2 separate regions of the Homo sapiens genome follow, and region 1 is linked to region 2. A link is a contact called in ENCODE Hi-C or POLR2A ChIA-PET data. All regions are on one chromosome and are shown on one strand. The core of a region is the stretch at or near the end of the contact, and the rest is flanking DNA. Distances in the headings are between cores, read along the strand shown.

The links. A loop is a pair of places that touch in the nucleus more often than their neighbours do. ChIA-PET counts read pairs that join two places held with the same protein, here RNA polymerase II (POLR2A). Pooled maps may share reads with other maps.
Region 1: a pooled map shows a loop between it and region 2 (4-fold over the local background). The contact joins two enhancer-like sites. A Hi-C loop is called at or near these places in 3 of 168 maps with a recorded cell type or tissue (CD4-positive, alpha-beta T cell and naive thymus-derived CD4-positive, alpha-beta T cell) and 4 of 50 pooled maps. POLR2A ChIA-PET finds 5 or more read pairs at or near these places in 4 of 52 experiments (T-cell, activated naive CD4-positive, alpha-beta T cell and activated naive CD8-positive, alpha-beta T cell).

Annotation. Positions count from the first base shown.
Region 1 is chr5:43,007,148-43,012,096 of GRCh38, forward strand. No RefSeq gene overlaps it. Among named protein-coding and RNA genes, the nearest start is that of FLJ32255, 16 kb to the left of the region's middle. RefSeq lists enhancers at 182-1,034, 520-569, 3,038-3,538 and a silencer at 1,010-1,099. Within about 2 kb of position 2,269, at least 39 of the 41 ENCODE cell types and tissues checked have a DNase peak (open chromatin) inside an H3K27ac peak, as active enhancers do; they include CD4-positive, alpha-beta T cell, where a contact is called at or near this core.
Region 2 is chr5:39,194,981-39,200,132 of GRCh38, forward strand. All of the region lies in intron 2 of FYB1 (FYN binding protein 1), which reads right to left. Among named protein-coding and RNA genes, the nearest start is that of FYB1, 22 kb to the right of the region's middle. Within about 2 kb of position 1,787, at least 8 of the 41 ENCODE cell types and tissues checked have a DNase peak (open chromatin) inside an H3K27ac peak, as active enhancers do; they include CD4-positive, alpha-beta T cell, where a contact is called at or near this core.

The DNA of each region.
Region 1 (4,949 bases), core at 1,019-3,518, 3.8 Mb after region 2:
TTCCAAAAGGATGATCCAGTAGAAGCGCTAAAATCTCAGGTAATCTAGTCCCCGAAATCCCTGGATAATGCGGCCCGGAGAGTGGGGAGAAGTAAACATCAATTCTTCCCCAGGAGGGAGGAGAAAGCCAAGTGCAGCATCCGCGGACGTGGCACTGCAAAGGACGTCTTTCCTAAATATCCAACCCTCGGGGTTCTTCCTTTGCAGGAGTCTGTTCTTTTTGCCCCGTAGCCGAACCTAGGCAGGCAGCGTGGGGTGGAGTTGGCAAACGTCCTGCAACCCATGAAGAGCCGCTATGGTACCACTAGCGGTTCTAGGACCCAAAAACTAACGAAACTGCTCAGGAGAAGCTGCAGGCTTGACCCACCAGAGGTGCTGCCACCGAGATCAATTCTGCTCGGACGAATGAGCGGTGCTATGACTCAGAAAGTGCCAGTCCGAGGAACCAGGGATACTGGGACATAGTGAAAGGAGTTAGCCAGCTTTAGGGAGACTGTAAGGGAAGGGTCCCCAGAGAACCTCCGACTGGTGTTTTGTGCAGATAAGGGAACTTGCACAAGGGACTTGCCTAAGCATGCCTGCTGCGGATTAAGAGCGCGCATGCGCACTGGGGGAATGGGATGGAGCCACCCGGGATTCTCGCCTTATACAAACAGGGAACCCAGCCTCCTTAGCTTTCATATAAAAGCCTTTGTATTCAGCCGTTAAGGAGCAACCGGCAACCTGCTTTCAGGACCCTTGTTTTTTATGAGAGCTTTCGTTTACGCTTAATAAATTCTACTCCACTCACTCTTCGATATCCGCGTGCCCACTTCCTCCTGATCGTGAGACAAGGACCCGGATATAGCTGAGCTTAGAAGCAAAAATCCTGCATCAATAGCAAATGCGGACACTGAACGACTAGCGGAGTACCCAGCGGCAAACTTTAGTTTTTGGTGCAGTTAAGGTATTGCCACTAAGAAATCGTCGTCTCTGAGAAATATCGAGGCTTGGAAGGTTGTACAGTGCTTCCACCGAGAAAGCACCTACCCAATGAAACGCCTGTGGCAGAAAAACCGAGCCCAAGCCCTTCCAGCGAAAGTGCTGAAAGAGCGCCTCCTCGGCCAATCACTGGGCTGAGACCGTGAGACAGCCAGCCCGGGGAAAGTGGCGGCGCTAGGAGAGGGGAAGCGTTACCACAAAGCACTTCTGAGTCTTGTGAACAAGAAACGTTCTGGGTTGTTTTGTTTTTGAGAAGGAGCCTCGCTCTGTCACCCAGGCTGGAGTTCAGTGGCGCAATCTCGTCTCATTGCAACCTCCGCCACCTGGGTTCAAGCATACTGCCTCAGCCTCCCGAGTAACTGGGATTGCAGGCACGCGCCACCACGGCCAGCTAATTATTGTATTTTTAGTACAGACGGGGTTTCACCCGCTGGCCAGGCTGGTCTCGAACTTCTGACCTCGAGTGATCCACCCGCCTCAGCCTCCCTAAGTGCTAGGATTACAGGCGTGAGCCACAGCGCCCCGCCGAAACGTTCTGTTGTGTTCAGCGCTTCCAGCGGTGCAGCAGCCGAGAAAACACTGAGTCTCCGCTATTGGCGAAAGTGCTGATGCGAAACTGCTGGCTCGACATAGGCACAGAGCCGCGGAAGAGAACCCTAGAGACCAGGCACCAGCTCTGCTCCCCGACTCACGGGAGAAAGCTAGTTAGTAGGAAGCTGAGACATGATACTCAAAATCAGTAGAAGAAATTATGCCACATTTACTCTCCTGGGGAAGGCAGTGGGTAAGAAAAAATAAAATACATAACATTTACATAAAAAATAAAATAAATTTTTAAAGCAAACAGAAATGAAAATAAAATACACCAGTAACCTCGCTCCCAGAAAAAGACACATCAAAAAAAATTTTTTTGAGTATACAAAACATACAAATAACCCTACAAAGAAATTGCAGTGTTGAACGATGCGATCCTACGGCTATATTTGTATTAGCACTAAACCTGTGCCTCTTGCGCCTATTCGAAAATTCCTCGGATTAAGAAGAAACAGCCATGGCTAAACCGGTATTTGCGACACCAAAAAGTTCCTGTAGCCTAGACACCTCAACTTCTGCATGAGTGAAAAATCACAAGCACAGCCAGGGCGAGAATCTCTATTGTGAAATCACACTTGGTATGACTAAAAGATTTCAGGCACTGCTAAATTTTTTTTTTAATTACATTCTCCAGTACCCAGATTTCTACAAGACTTAAAAACCGTACGAACGGCTATAATGGGGGTTCCTATTACAAAACAGGAACTTGCAACGACTACGTAGGCACGGTTAAAGCCAGCATTGTTACAACTAGAAATCGAAACTGGAATAAATCTCAACTTGCTACGCTAAGAAATAGCTAAACCCTGACTTGGTCAGACTAAGAAATCGGGAGTTTGAGAGCAGCCCGGGCAACATGGCGAAACCCCGTCTCTACAAAAAATTCTGGGTGTGGCGATGGGGAGCCTGTAATCCCAGCTGCTGGAAAGACTGAGGCGGGAGAATTACTGGAGGTTGCAGTGAGCCGAGATCGCACCACTGCACTCCAGCCTGGGAGACAAAAATGGACAAACAAACCAACAAACAAAGTTAACATTCTGAATAGGTTTATCAACATAAAGACACTGCTAGCTAACATTGGCTAGCCTCTCTAGATCTGCTAGAGATGTTTGCCTTTCTAGATCTGCTTACCATGCTTCAGTCACCTCTATGTTGCAAGAAGTAACCTGCATGGACTGCACTGGAGAGCTACTTTTGCTCCCAGGATTCTGATTGAGTTTAGGCACTGAAAGACACCAGCTGTTCAGAGATATGGAGTAGACCTTGCTTTGTTCCCCCTGGGCCTCAGTATATTGAATTATTTTACCTGAAGTCAAAATTAGGCTGCACTGCGGCTCCAACAGTTCCAGCAGACACAGGGAGGGCAGCACTGAAAGGGCAACACTTCGTCCTGGACATCTCAAAGTCCAGCCCCCGGTGATCCCGGCAGCCATCCGCCAGACCCTCTGAGGCCACATCTGCCTCACTTCTCAACTGAGCCATCTTCCCAGCATAAACAGCCGCTGCTTCCTCCTCCTCCGCCCTCTCCTCACATCCCCTGTGAATCTGAAGCCTGCAGGCAGGAAAAAGCAGCCCTTTTTCCCTCCAACATCCCCACCCTCACCTCTCAGGAGTAGAGTGTGCTTAGTGCGCCCCCAGCCCTGTCAGTTCTTCCGACTCTTATTCCAACTCGGGAGCCCTCCCAGGCGCCTATCCTAACTGGACCTTAGGGACCTTGAGTCTACTGAAGCCAGGAAGCCCACCCCTTGAAAACCTCCGGTGACTTCACAAGGATACCCAGCCCCTAGTCGGGCAAGAGACCATTCTCTGGGGAAAGAAAATTCTGTGGTGGCTTGTAGGTTCCTCTTTCTTTTCTCTGACCTCTTTTCTCAGTTCTGCTCATTTCACTCCTCTAGTGGGAAGACCTCAACCCTCCTCTCCCTTCCTCTACCCACTGTCAAGGTACACACACACACACACACACACACACACACACACACACAGACACATCCACCTGGGGCTGCTCGACGTTTTCCTCCTCTGTCTTCCCTGGAGTCTTCCCTTGTCTTTCCTGTGCAGCAGAAGGTGGATGGTGATTCTCATCCACCTTCAATGCCCTATACTCCCCACACGGAGGAGACACATTGGTGAAATAGGATTGATTTTTGTCCCCTGGTGGACCAGCAGATGTCCTGGTTTCTGCCTCACACACCAAAGGAAGTGCTTGACTGCTTTTTTCAGCTTGGGTTAACCTGCTGATCCATCAGCATAGCTTGTTACAGATATAATCCAGGTTATGTACGTGTGCTGGAGACAGCCACATGCCACCCTGGAAGTCCCTCACGGCTCTTCCTGGTCTTCTTTTCTCAGCCAGGAGATAGAGGAAAAGCGTCAGTGGGGCTGGGAAATCAATGACTGCCTGAGTTTCCTAACTTCCACATCACTTCTGGAGCCATGCCAGTTAGGGATCTCACCAGTCCTTTAATGTGCCCTGGGGGAGACCATTGTAATAGCACTTGAAATCCCAGAGACAGCAAGGGTCCCACTGAAAGCACCTGGCACAGTATTCTCTGGTAGAATTTGGAATCCAGTTTTCCATTGACTGTTGTCAATTTTGAAACCCAAAGAAATCAGCACATGTGCTGCTGCTCTTCTGGGAGGTCCAGCAGACACAGGGTCAAATTCTGTAAAATAGTTGATGAGATTTATTGTGAACCAAATGTGAGTGACCATTAGCCCATGAAACAGCCATCAGGAGATCCTGAGAACATGTGCTTCAGGTGGTCAGTGCACAACTTGGTTTATATATATTTTAGGAAGTCATGAGATCAATACATTTAAGGTGTTGTACATTGGTTCAGTCCAGAAAGGCAGTACAACTGGAAGCATGATCTTTCAAGTTGGAGAGGTTCAAAAATTTTATGATTGGCAATTTGTTGCAATAACTATTATCTCTAGAAAGGAATGCCTGGGTTGCCATAAGGTGTTCCAGAGACAAAGGTGTCGCAGATGAAGCCTCCAGGTGGAAGACTTCAGAGAGATAGATTGTAAATGTTTCTAACCAGACTTAAAGAGTCTGTTCTATCAATAATTTTAAAAGAGAGGAGAATATAATGAGGCATGTCTGACTCCCCCTTCCCAGCATGGCTTGAAACTACTTTTTCAGTCTAACTTTGGAATGCCCTTGGCGGAGAAGAGGGGTCCATTCAGATGTTGGTGGCAGGGGGCTTCAAATTTTATTTTTGGTTTACAATAGCAATGAAGTAATAACCACATTCAAGTTTAGTAAATGAGTGAGCCCTCATCTACTATGGTTATGTTTGTGTCCTGGTCTGAAAACCAATTTTTTTTTTTTATTGTTTTCTGGAATTATTCCTGGACATGAGGACTCTACC
Region 2 (5,152 bases), core at 537-3,036:
GGGAGAACGAGCGTGCAGGGTGTGCTGAGGGCCTGGCTGTTACCCGAAGCTGAACCACGCCGTTGAGCAACTCCAAATTCCAGTCTGTGTATGAGAGAGCTTTGCCTCCAGTGATTCAGTGTCCTGTAATAGTCCAGTCTGTGAGCCGTTTCAGTCAAAGCATCCCGGGATCTCTTCTTTTTGTATCATGTTCTTACGTTCCCAGTGCACAGTGACATATTAATACTTGGAGAAATCTTGCTTTAAAGAATAGCACTTACCGCTACGTTTCTAAAATGTGAACATAGAATCCTTTTTCCCTGTGGTGGCTAGGAGCAACAATTTGGAAAATACTGCCACATGCTGATATAAAACAGTTTTCAATATGTAAATATCTAATAAGGTCATGTTAAGAGAGTACACATAAAAGGAGAATGGGGGGAAAAAGAAAGGTGATAGCTTTGGGGCCTGTGAAGGAAAATCTTACCCACTCCTGGAAACAAGTTACTTGCTGGTGAAAATAGCCCAGGCACCTTTTGGTTTCAAGTTGTTGTAGGCTGGATTAGTTAAATGATACATACACAGATGAGGAGGGGGCCATCAGTCTTTTGTTAATGCCCTCTGGGGCCCTCGCCTTACACCTGTTGCTGTCAAGGTGCTTAACTGATCATTCCTATAGCTAACATATGGAAAAAATCAGTCTTGGTCTCTCAGCAGTATTAAGAACAAGACTAGAAAAAAGGGTCAAACTGAATATTTCCCAGCAGGTTTTTACTAAATCATACATGCAAACCAATAGTCAGGCCAGGGATTCTTATGAACCCAAACTTTGGTGAGGCATTGTGTTGACACATGGGAAGAAGCCCTTTCAGAACTGGCTCAGGACCCAAAAGGAAGCAAAGGAAAGGTTAGTTCAGAGAATATTTTGATATTTTGGGTTTTTTTAAAAAAAACGTTTAGTCTTTTGTAACCTTAAATTGTTCTTAGGAAAAAAAAATTTAGCTTCATGATCAGAAAGCAACATGTTAGAGTCAAGCTTACAGTTTACAAGGAAGGGAGCTCAATAGATCTGCAAGATAGACCCTCTCTTATAACATTTATTTTGTGTCCAAGCTCCATTCAGTTGAGTACAAGTCTACTGGCAGGGGTTATCTATTGTGTTAAAACAATTGCTAAGCTATAGAGTATTAAAATCTAATACTGAACAAAATCTGGGAGTAAATAAATTCTAGTTAAATATAATTCTTTCTTTTTTTTTTTTTTTTTTTGAGATAGGGTTCGCTTTGTCACCCAGGCTGGAGTGCAGTGGTGCAATCTCGGCTCACTGCAACCTCCACCTCCTGGGTTCAAATGATTCTCCTGCCCCAGCCTCCTGAGTAGCTGGGAGGTGCGCACCACTATGCCTGGCTAATTTTTGTATTTTTGGGGTTTCGCCATGTTGGCCAGGCTGGTCTTGAACTCCTGATCTCAGGTGTTCAGCCCGCCTCGGCCTCCCAAAGTGCTGGGATTACAGGCATGAGCCACCGCACCCGGTCTGGTTAAATAGAATTCTGTGAAAGAATAAACTTGAGAAGCTAACAAAAATTTATATTACTTTTGTACTCCAAATGAGAGAATGGCAAGCAGACTGGCTTCTGTCTTCATGGAGCTTATAGTGGTATTTACAAAACAGACAACAAACAAAAGGCATGTTTCAACCAAAGGCCACAGAAAGGGAGAGGAATGAGGATTTTGGGAGTTTCATTTATGCTTGATTCATTGTCTTGTGATATTCTGTGTTTGAAGAGAGGCAGCCCAGCACGAGGAAGTGGAATGCGGGTGGGAACACAGTCTGCGGAATCAGAAAGACATGAGATTGACCCCAGCCTTGTTTAGTCATGTTATGCCTTTGGGCAAGTTACCTAACCTCTCTGAGCTTTAGTTTACTCATAGAATTCCTATTCATGGCTTGAGAGGAATAAACGGCATAATGTGTATGTGGTATATAGCAAGTCCTCAATAAATGATGAATATTTTTAACAGTTAATACATTGGGCAAAGATGATGAGATGGAGGGTATATCTGGGGAAGAGGTTTAAAGAATTGGATGAGAACCTGGAAAGGAAGAAATGAGGTAGAAGGCTATGAAAACAGTATTAGTTTAAAAGGCATATAGAGTTATTAGATGAATGTTTGTTAATTTGAACACTAGTATAATTACTTCTAACAAGAAAAAATAGTCTTTTTGGAGTCTCTGCATTCACTGAGCAAGGCATTTCATTTTGCTCCCGTCAATAACTATTAAATCTTAGTGAATAAATATTTAGTAATAGAATCTCATTTTTTCTAAAGCATAGAATCTCTCTTCTTTCCCATTTTATTACAAGCAAATAAATAATTTTCTAATTATACCATGCAGCAAATAATTTATCTGGAAGCCCTGTTATATGAAAATTCATGCCTAGTCAGGTGTGTTTAGGGCATTTTTTGTTGGAGTTCATGTAAAAACTCCAATCTCAAAAAATTTTAGGGTCTGTAGCAGCACACTAAGAAGCATTTTCCCTGGAAGTTGCCAATCTAAGCAGCTGTGGCCAATCATAATCCAGAGCAAATCCATTGGCCACATTTATTTATTTCTTCCAGGTTGACAGGTAATGGGGAAAGCAAATGCACTCTGGAAACAATGACCTTCGAAAACTGCCTTTGATAATACCAGTGTCTTGGGATAACAGCCATCTATACTGGCTTTGCAGCCTCTCCACCTCTGCTTGGCTGAGTCAGATGCCTTCGCTTGGCTTCAGCCAGTAGGAGATGGCAAAATCTGGGGGCACTTGTGACCTAGTGCCACTTGGGTGCCGCCTACTGCTCTCTACCAGCCTTTGCTGTAGGGAAGGAGGCATCTGAGCGCAGAAATTTCATGGACTTCTGGTGGGAAACCTCTCTTCCAACAATCATTGTTTGACTCTGGCATCATAAATCACAAATACATTTCTATATTACAAACAGAAGTAAGTAAAATGCAGTTTCATGATTCCTAGAATAATATAGTATAATATAAAATGATTTATACTATAAGATGATCAGAATATCATGGGGCTGGTGATAAAATTTTAATGCTAATAAAAGTAATAAAATTATAGACAATGCTCACTTATTTTGATACTATTATATGTCAAATTCTGTATTAAGCACTTACAACGAATCTCATGTAGTGATTATAATGTGCTGGCGAAGTAGGTGGTATTATACTCGTTTTTTCAAATGAAGAAAGACATACACGGAAAGAGGTAAAGCGAAGGTCACATAGCTAGTACATTAGTCATGCTTAAACCCCAGGTCCACTGACTTTGAAGTCTACATTATATGGCAAACAACTCTCATGCTAGGCTCTGTACCATTAATAACATTACTAATAGATAACCTGGCAACTCTGCACATTGGTTTAAAATGGGTTCATTAAACTGCTGTATCTAATTCATGGGACATTATAAGTAATAAAAGACATAAACATTTTGAAAGTCCTTTGAAAAAAGTTAAAATCCCATGTACATATTAGTAATAATATGTATACATACACAGATGGTGCCCTATTTATGACAGTTCAAATTAATGATTACTTGACTTTATGATGGTACAAAAGCAATATGCATTCAGTAGAAACCATGGTACAGTATTCAATAAATTACATGAGATAGTCAACACTTTATTATAAAATAGGCTTTGTGTGAGATGATTTTGCCCAATTGTAGGCTAATGTAAGTGTTCAGAGCATGTTTAAGGTGGGCTAGGCTAAGCTATGACATTTGGTAGTTAGGTATATTAAACGTGTTTTCAGTTTATAATATTTCCAACTTAAGAATGTTTATAAGGATGTAACCCGATCACAAGTCAAGGAATATCTGCATATATATTCTATATAAATAAATAATACACTTATGCTTTAAACATAAACATGCAAACATACATACAGGGGCACGATGGTACATGGAGAAAGTATTAAACTTGCAATCTGAAGACTTGGATTTTAGCCTCAGATATATGATTTGGTTATGTCACATCTCAACACTCATTTGTGAAATGGGGGCGATAATTACACTTAATAAAGAATTTTCCCATCTAAAGACTGTACGTACAATATACCACATGTTTATGTATACGTATATGTATATTATTATTTAATTATTTAATAATTATTTATTTTCTACTTACATACTCCAGAATTATAAAAAATAGAATTTCAGAATTTTAAAAAATTTTGCTACAACAGAAATTTAATTCTTTTCTTTATATTGCTTATCCAGTTATATAAAATGAACATATACTTTCTAATTCTGATATATTTTAACCTTCCTAAATGAAATGGTAAATTACTTAGTATTTCTAGCATTGTTTAAGAAAAATAGCAGTGGCAGGATCAAGAGTCAGCAGACCTGACTTAAAAAACTTTGTGTTCAGAAAATAAATGCTTACTTTATGACACATACACGAGTTTATTTTCTGCAGTATTGTTGCAAAAGAACGCTTTTGGAAACAACACAAATTGTTAAATTGATTAAGCTTGTCACCCATTTACTGAAGTATTATGCAACTCTAGAGAATAATCAGTTACTCTTTATTAAAATGTGGAAAGATATACAGGATTTATTTATTTTAAAAATACAAGGATCAGAGCATTGCACATAATATTCTACTTCATGAGTAAAAAGCCGGGGTGGGGGGTAGTATTTATGTTCATATTTGCTTCTGTGAACATAAAGAAACTTCAGATGGACATATAAGAAATTAAGAAGAGTGGTTTCTATGGGGTAGGGGCTGGAAAGACCCAGAAAGTGGCAGACAAGGGTTAAAGGTAGCTTCACTGTACACCATTTTACACTTACTGCTTTTTCAGTCAGAATGTAATTTCTACTTAAAAGATAAAAGAATTCAAATGCTTTTTAAAAAGGTGAATGCTTTAAAGGGGTATTATTCAGAGTTTAAAGTTATGAATCAGATTGCTTAATCCAGATATCAAATGAGGTCAATCTAGATTAAGAGGGATTGAGTTTTGATTTGTGGAAGAGGTGAATGAATAGAGAACAGGATACATTTTGGAGCATAATACATCTCAAGGCATCAGATGTTGAGGGGGTTACACTGATGACAGGATTTAAAATGTGAACTGTGGCATGGGCTACTGACAGTGAGGAAGCAT